Linked DNA regions of Homo sapiens: region 2 is linked to region 1. Evidence: chromatin contacts called from ENCODE Hi-C or POLR2A ChIA-PET data. All regions are on one chromosome and are shown on one strand. The core of a region is the stretch at or near the end of the contact, and the rest is flanking DNA. Distances in the headings are between cores, read along the strand shown.

Region 1 (4,482 bases), core at 1,138-3,637:
TGCAAATAGTATAATACATAAAATACCTTCTTTAAAAGTATTTGTATAACTGCATCATACCTCTTAGGTTTTTACATTTTGGAGTTTTATATCAAATTTTGAAATTTTTATAATTCTAAGGTATTTATACCTAGTTTTAGGGGTTTTTTAAGAGATTTATAACACACTTAACTATACAAATAAACACTTTCTAAATACTTAAAACCAGATATTTGCTTATTTTTCTTTTTATCTTACCAAGGTACAATGCATGCGTTTTTATGTGATTGTATTTAGTGAATTTATGTAATGTTTCTACTATATTTTAAATACATGTTTTTATATGTCAAAAGGGTCATAGTATTTCATTATATTTAAAGGTGGCTTATTTTCATACAGATTTTTAATATGAGTATCTCTTGATATATTTGTTACAAAGCCTTAAAAGGTCTCTAGTTTTATAAATGAAAACGGTTTTGAGTCTGTCATTTTGTAACATCTTTGAACTTTGAAAATTTGAAAGTCCAGTAATAGACAGGTGCAGTGGCTCATGCCTGTAATCCTAGCGCTGTGGGAGGCTGAGGCAGGTGGATTACTTGAGCTCAGGAATTTGAGACCAGCCTGGGCAACTTGGTGAATCCGCATCTCTACCAAAAATACAAAAATTATCCGAGCCTGGTGACATAAAAAATTAGCCAGGCATGGTGGCAGGCACCTGTGGTCCCAGCTACTCGGGGGACTGAGGTGGGAGGATCACTGGAACCCAGGAAGTCTAGGCTGCAGTGAGCTAGGATCATGCCACTTCATTCCAGCCTGGGTGACAGAGTGAGACCCTGTCTCAGAAAAGGACAAAAAAAAATCAAATAGTGATAAATATTTGCCATTTATATGTAGTGTTGAAAGTGTATTTCAAATGGTTTCAACAATTTCTGGCCCCCAGAATGAAAATAAAATGATGGGCCTTGGCTGTTGATCAGCAATTTGGTCTGAAAACAAAGCACCCTACCCTTTCAACCCTTCTGCCATGTCCTCTTATCTGCACACCTTTTAATGCCTCCTACTTCCTTTGTCCTTTCTTCTGGCTTTTACACATGCTCTTTTCTTTGTCTGGAATTCCCTTCTTGCCATTCTTTGCTTTATTTATTCCTATTTTTCCTGCCCTGGGGCAGCACTTCAGTAATTACAGATTGGGATTATTTAATGAAATCAGACATTGGGAATACTTTGGTTAGCAAGACAAACATGTTCCATATTTATCAAATTCTGTTCTAATTGTTGAGTTAATTGTCTCACTCTTCCTGTGGACAGTGAACTCCTTGAGGTTAGGCATGACTCTCTTTTTAGCACCAGCTCATTACCTGACAATCAGTATGTGTTCAGTGAAAGTTGCTTCTTCCAAAATGTCAGTCATGGATAAAATTCTCAAGGCATTCACAATTTTGTTAGGAAGGGACTTTGCTCATATTTAGAATTTGATTAGAATACTAGATAACATGTTAATAAGGTCTCTCATGGACTCTTGTACATTGTGGAAGATAGTCTTCTTTTATCACTTATGTGAACAAATAATTGCTACATTTAATACATAGCAAATGATTTTATACAACTTTAATGATCTGATATATTATTGAGGCACTTTAAATTAATAAGTGTAATTCCGAGAAAGGAACCACACCTTCACAAGCCCTAAAGCGGCATACTTTTTTTTCCTTCTGTAAATATATACTCTCCATCCTTAGCATTGTGATGTATATACTTTGACAAGTTTCTGGTCACCTTCTTTCGCCTTTGCCCATTATAGCTCTGCCAAGCCTTCACTACTTCGCATAGACCATCTACTCTAGTGCTGCTTTCTCAATCTTAGCAAACATTTTTATTTTGCATTATATTTATAATTTAGCTTCCTGCCTTACAGGAAATCAAGTTTACCTATCAAGCCCAGTAAAACATCTCACTTCTAACCCTTAGCTTTACTTAGCATGCTCATAATCTTGTAGTCTCAGGAGAAGCGGCCCTTCTGATGAGAGCTAATCCTCTCTCTGTGCCCTTTAAAGAGATACAGTTTACATTTTTATCAAAGTGATTCATATGCATGGTTTAAAAAAATTGGGCCAAATGGCCACCCACTGCTCCATGCCCTCCAAATGTTTTTGCCAATGGCATCCTCTTTCAATTATTTAGCTGTTTCTTTTGGTCGCCATCTTCATAGCACTAAATAATTATGTTGCCCTTTTCACTACTTAAACACTTACACATTTTAGATATTACATATTTATTTAACTGTCCTGAAAAATAAAGTTTTCGTTCTTCCTCAACACTCTGCCATATGGGTGTTAACTACAGCATTCCCCTTGCTGACCCTCCGGAATGTGATTTGCTGTTTATCGAATCTCATGGCTTCCTGTTACCATTCAGTACCTCCATTTCCTGGAGTGCATGCTCAAGTAACTTGCTAAGGAAGTGTGGGTGAGGGGTAAATTTTCTGAGTCGTCCTGTATCTGACAATGTCTTTATTCTAATCTCACACTTACTTGCTAATTTGGATATAAAATATGATGTTGAAGATAATTATTCCTCAAGGTTTTAGGATCATTGTTCTATTTTGTTCTATCACATTGTGTAGGTGTTATACTGTTCTGATTCTTTTCCTGTTTTGGTGACCTCCTCTCTCCCAAACTTAAAAAATCTCTGGTATTCTGAAATTTCAGTGTTTTTTGTTTGCTTATTTAGTTTTATTATTAATTGTACTGAGTAGTCAGTATGCTGGCCCCTTTCTGTCTAGAGATTGGAATCTCTTAACTTTGGGACATTTCTTTGTGCTATTTCTTCATTCATTTTTTTTCTCTCGTTTTCTGTTTCTGGAACTCTTCATTAGTAGGATTTTGGATCTGTTGGATTGATTATCTTTGTGCCTTTTATCTTACATTTTGTTGTACTTCCTGAGATACTTTAACTTCTAGTCCTTTATTGCATCTTTTATTTTGAGAATTGGAAATTTTTTTTTCTGTGGTTCTTCTGGCGTTGATCTTTTTTATAAATAGCACATTGTTCTTGATTTATAGATGCAGTCTCTTTAAGAATCTCTCTGAGGATAACAATTTGAGTTGAAAGTTCTTTTCTGCTTTTTGCATTCTGTTTTCTCCAAATTCAGATCCTATTTATTTATCTTTAGTTTTTCTTTCATTTTGGACGTGTTCCTCAAATATCTAGCAATCCTTGGCTGTGCATTTATGTTTAAGCATGGAAGACACTGACAAACTGATTGGGAGCTCTGTGTATATGAGAGGGGCTTGTTACCTGTCAGGTTTCTGCTTTATGTGAATAGGGTAAGGAACTGTTACTACTGCTAGGGGACTCTCAAATTCAAGGATTTAAGAGACATTCAGCCTAAGGAAAGGCTGGTTGATGGTTCCGAATATAGATTTACGTATTTTTAGCCCCAAGTTTTACTCCTTTCCTTCCCTAGCACCCCCTAGTGTCTGAGAATCCTGACCTTCTCTGAGGTTCTCTGGGCAAGCCAGCCTTCTTTTGATTTTATCCCTTTCTGCCATCAGTACTCTAAACTGGTTTCTTCCTGCTCTGTAAGTTACCACTCATATTTGTTCTTTGTCTTTCAGAATGTACAAACAAGATTTTCATCTTCTGATTACCTCCTCTCTCTGTTTATTATGGGTTTGTGTATTTTTGAGTTCCTTGCAATGGGTTTGTAAAAGGTCAACTTGGCTGAGCTAAACTCCATTTCCCAAAATTCCCTTTCTCTCTCTTTTTTTTTTGAGACAAAGTCTCACTTTGTCACCCAGGCTGGAGTGCAGTGGCACCACCTCAGGCTCACTGCATTCTCCACCTCTTGGGTTCAAGTGATTCTCCTACCTCTGCCTTCCGAGTAGCTGGGATTATAGGCACACGCCACCATGCCCAGCTTAAGTTTTCTATTAGTAGAGACAGGGTTTCACCATGTTGGCCAGGCTGGTCTCTAACTCCTGACCTCAAGTGATCCACTCGCCTCCGCGTCCCAAAGTGCTGGGATTACAGGCGTGAGCCACCGTGCCTGGCAGTCTTTCCCATATGTTTCTGATTAGGTTGGGTCACAGGGAGATTTTCACACCTAACATGAGACATTTATTGCTGGACAACCAAAAACATTCTCTTTCCCCAGAAAAGCACACAAAGTCTTTTTTTTTTGTCTTTAAGATAATATTAGTTCATCCTTCTCCACCTGATTCACACTCCCTCTTTCATGTTCTGTAACTTAAATACTGAAATATAAGGTTAACTCTTATTAACACATGTTAGATAATAAGGAAGAAAACTAATGAACCAAAAAATATTTGGTTAATACACACACACACACACACACACATATTTAAACACAAATATATCAAATTAAGGAAGAAATATTTGTAACTATTGTAGTCCATATTTCTGCAATGGTCATGTGGTCATAGCTGGTATATATGTTCTTCCACTACTCATTCCATATTCCCTTTGCTCTAAGTAAGTACT
Region 2 (4,482 bases), core at 722-3,221, 43 kb after region 1:
TAGTGTACATTAGAGCAATAATGCATTCCCAGGTTCAGTGTAAAGAGCATGGTGTTTCCATGCTCTGGTTCTCTCTCCTTGTCACAGATAATAAATCACAAGCCATGTTTAAAATACATTCTCTGCAGTCTTTGATACTGTGTAGTGCAAGCAACAGATTCATAGTTTCTTTTTAAGAATCTGAACTTTTACAGAATATGTATATCTCCATATACTTTTAAAAACATATTAACATAATATGTGGCTGGGCATGGTGGCTCATGCTTGTAATCCTAGCACTTTGGGCGGCCAAGGCAGGAGGATTGCTTGAGTCCAGCAGTTTGAGACCAGCCTGGGCAACATAGTGAGACTCTGACTCTAAAAAAAAAAAAAAAAATTACAAAAATTTTTAAAAAGCATAATATGTAAGAATATATATATATTAAAAATCAGAATACCAATAGGAAATATCCCTGATCCATATATTTGTAGTTGTAATCTTGCCATGAATTATATCAGTTGAGTCTGTTTCTTGGTCTCTTTATCTCATGAATGAAAGTAATAATACCAGCTTACTGTTTTCTCTAAGATTAAATTTCAAGAAATATTTTTGTGTAGAGATAAATAAAATTCAGTTATTGATCTAGGGTGTTGATAGTCTGTTAGGGAAGACAGATCTGTAAGTGGATAATTATACTACGGTGTGGAAGTTCAAAAGCAGACATATCAAAATCCGGAAGTTAACTGTGGAAAGCAGTGATTATTTGATTGGCAAAGGAAAAAGGGGTAAGTCAGGGAAGGATGACTAGACTCATGCCAAGTGGATAAGGTTAGGGAAAAGACATTTCAGGAAGAATGACTAGTACATATATGCAGAGTTATAGAGACATGAAATGGTGCGATGCGCTCTGAGTGCTAGAAGGAAGTCTGTATTGTTTGTATAAAATGCCATAGGCACTGGCCAGAGATGTTGCAGGAAAGTGTAGTTGGGGCCAGATCAAGAGGGACCTGAGTTCTTGGACTTTGCCTGGTAGGTAGGGGAAGGAGTTAAAGCAAATGAATCACAACTGTGTGTTTTAGGAAGATCACTCTGGCAGCATGAATCTGGAGCGGGTGAGTACAGACAGGAAGACTAGGTAGAGATTAGTGCTTTGCTTTCAGGTGAAAAAAAAATGAGGTCAGTGAATTATTAAATAAAAAGGAATGGCAGAGGAGAAAGAGAGGACAGGATTGAGCTGAACTGTTCAGGAGCTGGAATGGTTAGGACTTGGATTGTCCAGAGAGTTTTCTCTTTGTGACTTAAAATATATGGCTTTTCCCAGTTTTCCTGGGTTAGTTTTTAATTTTTTAAACTTGCGGTTTCAAATGAGTCATTCTACCCCTTAGACTGTCCAGAGAGGGAGGGGGCTCTTTGCATATTTATTTTTCCTAAAGCTCAGCCTAATGCTATGTTCTTTTTAGGTCAGATGGGCAGACCTGGAAGAGAAGAAGGATGCAGATAGGAAAAGGGCCATAGGTTTTGTGGTCGGACAGACTGATTGGGAGAAGATCACAGATGAAAGTGGTCACCTGGCTGAAAAAGCCCTCAATCGAACCAAATATATATGAGACTTAGTTTTTGAACGGAGTCATTATTCCTCTAAGGTAAGAGTACACAGTCATATAAATAGCCTACTGTGTGGTTGCTTCAAAGGGTTTGAGATAAAGAAGACAGCATATTTTGCTAAAAATGCTCTCTTCTTGTGTTATTTTATAGTTCTGAAAGAGTAAGTATGTACTAGTTGTTAACATTTACAATACTATTAGAAAAGGAAGCCATTTTCTGCAAGCTGGCTCACTTATAAAAATAAAAACCTTGAGAAAAACTTGAATTCTATAGATTTGGGAAGGACTGAAATGATGTTATACTAAGGGCTACTGAACTTTTTGCCTGTTCTTTCCAGGTGTGACAGCCTTTTCTTTTCTTTCCAGGTGGTTCGCTTTGAGGTGGTCTGAAGCCAAGGCCTCGCGGAGCTTCTTTGTGTGTCACCTTGCTTCCACGTTTCAGTTCTTGTTTTGTTTCTACTGCTTTAGTTTTTTTTAAAGTTCTCCAGTGTCCCCAAGAGGTATTAGAATCTTGCTGTACCCAAGCAAGACGTTAATTTTTCTTTTAACTGTTTTGGGGAGGGAGGGAGTGATAGCTTAACTGCTGAAGCCAGGCGGGGGTCTGCTGGAGGATTCCAACAGAGAGTATTTCCTCCACTGTACAATGTCACAGACTATCTCTATCATCATTGCTTTGTGGCTGTTTCTGTTTTTTACTGTATGTAACTGGTAGCTGATTGTACTAGGATTAAAAACAATAAACTTTCATGATAAAGCCGATGAGATTCATGGGCTATACAGCATGGGCCCTTTTCTCTTGTTTTCTTAATTTTATTTTTAATTGCTTTTTAAATATGGTATGTCCTAATTAAATGCTAGCTGAACATCCCAAAACCTTTTTTTCATTGAATATTATATGGCTCAATGATTCCGTAGCACATGTTGTAAAACACAGGGTTCAAATGATGTTCAAAACACTCATCTTTGTTTTATAGCTGATTTCTCTATCTTTGTGTCTTGAAGACTGACCAAGTTCAAATATTCATCAGTTCCCTGGAGCATATCCATTCTGTAACATGATGCTTTATTTAAAAATTTTTTTTGATCCTCTCTCTGTTCTTCCCTCTCTTCTTTCCTTCCTTCTTCTTTTCACTTTCTGCCTTTATGCTGTTAGGTTTTTATTTTTTCCTGATCTGGCTTTGAATTCTGGTAGACAGAACTGATGTATTCTGTGGAACTCAAGCTTGTTGCCTTCATTTGAACTTGAATTGTGGATTTTTAAATGAAGATTGCAGGGAAAGAGTATAAAGATGCAGAGCACTCTGGCATGTAACCTTTAAGCCTGTCAGGTTTTCAAGTTCTTGCCAGATTGTTCATTACTGGAAAGCATGGCCTTCTGCACAGAATTTCCTCTCTTGTGGTTAATACCAGGTGGAACCCAGAAACATACAGAGATAAAACCCAAATATTATTTCTATGTAAACACAGAAAAGGGACTCTTCCCTTTTTCATCCTGCAAAGAAAAAAGTCATCTTTTAGCATGAAAGAAGATGAGAGAGCCTTCTTCCTCAAGCATAATTTGCATTTTGTAATCCAACTCAGTAATTTGTAAATGTGTTCACTGAAGACTTCAATATTTTGAAATATTCTCTTTCAGGCCACAGATGAAAATCCTTTACTTTTATGACCTACATTAAAGACTGTATGAATAGAGCTAATAGTTACTAGCATTTGAATAGTATCACTTTGGGTTCAACAAATTGATATTATAGTACTGAATACCCCTAATTTAATGGAAATTCTAACAACTTTCTGTACTTTTATCTTCCCTGAAAATCTGAATTTTTAAGCAAGTGACTTTAAGTTCATTAAGTCAATATTGAATGTATAAATTGCTACATTAAATAACTTCTGCTGTTTGTAGTATTTAATAAGCTATTTTCATTGCTTATTGGCCTACAATACATTTCTGTGTACTGACCTTTCTCAGCAGCCTTTATTATGTAGAGTGAAGATATGTCGCAAAAATAGCCAAATAGAATTATTGTTTGTACAAAGACTCATTTACTACTTTCTAAAGCCACCCAATGCCTATTATCAAAAACAAAACTTCCATAATGTGTTCTCTAGTTCAGATGAAATGGAGGCCGATATGTTCTTCTGCAGGATGCTTTATTTCAGTTGTCCTTAACCTTGTGATGTTCTGACAGTAGTTAGAATGCCAATGAAATGAGTGGTGATTATCCGTGAGTCACTTGGAATCATGGGTAATTTTGCATATGTGTGTTTTCACCTTACAGCCATGGCTTTATGTCTGTGCTCTTATACCAGGGCAGGGTGGGAAGCTGGGGAAGAGTTAACATAGTCAGAAACGGCCTCTGCCAATTTTCAGAAGATATAGATTACGTGACCTTAGAGAATGAACATAGAGTGCTCCTACTTTAGAAAATGGGTATAACAACCTTCATGCAAGGAGATTAATGAAAAAAGATTTGGCACCAAAAAGAGTAATAGAGACAGCCAGCTGATAATTGATTTTGCTAGTCCAATGTGGGACTTAACAAAATTCTTGCACTTACATTACTATTAGAAGCAGTATCGTATAGGAAGCCCAAGGTATCTTGAAGAAGAAATTTGGTGTGGGTAGAAAATGCCTTGATAATACAAATATTTTAAGTTTGTTAAGAGGTGTCCTGGAAATGCAGAGGACTAATTTTGGATTCCATTATTTGCTAGCATTTTATTTTAATTTTATTAACATTGTCTTCTCTTAGAAAGTTGCTGGTTTAAATCATATGAGTTTTATTTTAAATCTTTTGTGGTGTCATGTTACTTAAAATAATCTTATGTTGGGAAAGGTTTCTGATACCTTGGTGGGTATTTCAGCTTTTTTTTTTTTTTTGTCAGCTCTGTAAAGGA

Evidence for each region. Hi-C counts contacts between places; a loop is a spot of excess contacts on that map. ChIA-PET counts read pairs that join two places held with the same protein, here RNA polymerase II (POLR2A). Pooled maps may share reads with other maps.
Region 2: a map of CD8-positive, alpha-beta T cell shows a loop between it and region 1 (2.2-fold over the local background). The contact joins two enhancer-like sites. A Hi-C loop is called at or near these places in 2 of 168 maps with a recorded cell type or tissue (CD8-positive, alpha-beta T cell and IMR-90), 1 of 37 single-sample maps with no recorded cell type and 7 of 50 pooled maps. POLR2A ChIA-PET finds 5 or more read pairs at or near these places in 8 of 52 experiments (A673, BJ, GM12878 and 4 more).

What each region holds. Positions count from the first base shown.
Region 1 is chr14:74,790,449-74,794,930 of GRCh38, forward strand. The region is part of intron 4 of YLPM1 (YLP motif containing 1); the gene reads left to right. Among named protein-coding and RNA genes, the nearest start is that of YLPM1, 29 kb to the left of the region's middle. Within about 2 kb of position 2,388, at least 5 of the 41 ENCODE cell types and tissues checked have a DNase peak (open chromatin) inside an H3K27ac peak, as active enhancers do; they include CD8-positive, alpha-beta T cell, where a contact is called at or near this core.
Region 2 is chr14:74,833,825-74,838,306 of GRCh38, forward strand. It overlaps YLPM1 (YLP motif containing 1), which reads left to right. Exons shown (of 21, transcript NM_019589.3): 20 at 1,441-1,623; 21 at 1,951-3,494. The coding sequence ends at 1,587. Among named protein-coding and RNA genes, the nearest start is that of PROX2, 40 kb to the right of the region's middle. Within about 2 kb of position 1,972, at least 5 of the 41 ENCODE cell types and tissues checked have a DNase peak (open chromatin) inside an H3K27ac peak, as active enhancers do; they include CD8-positive, alpha-beta T cell, where a contact is called at or near this core.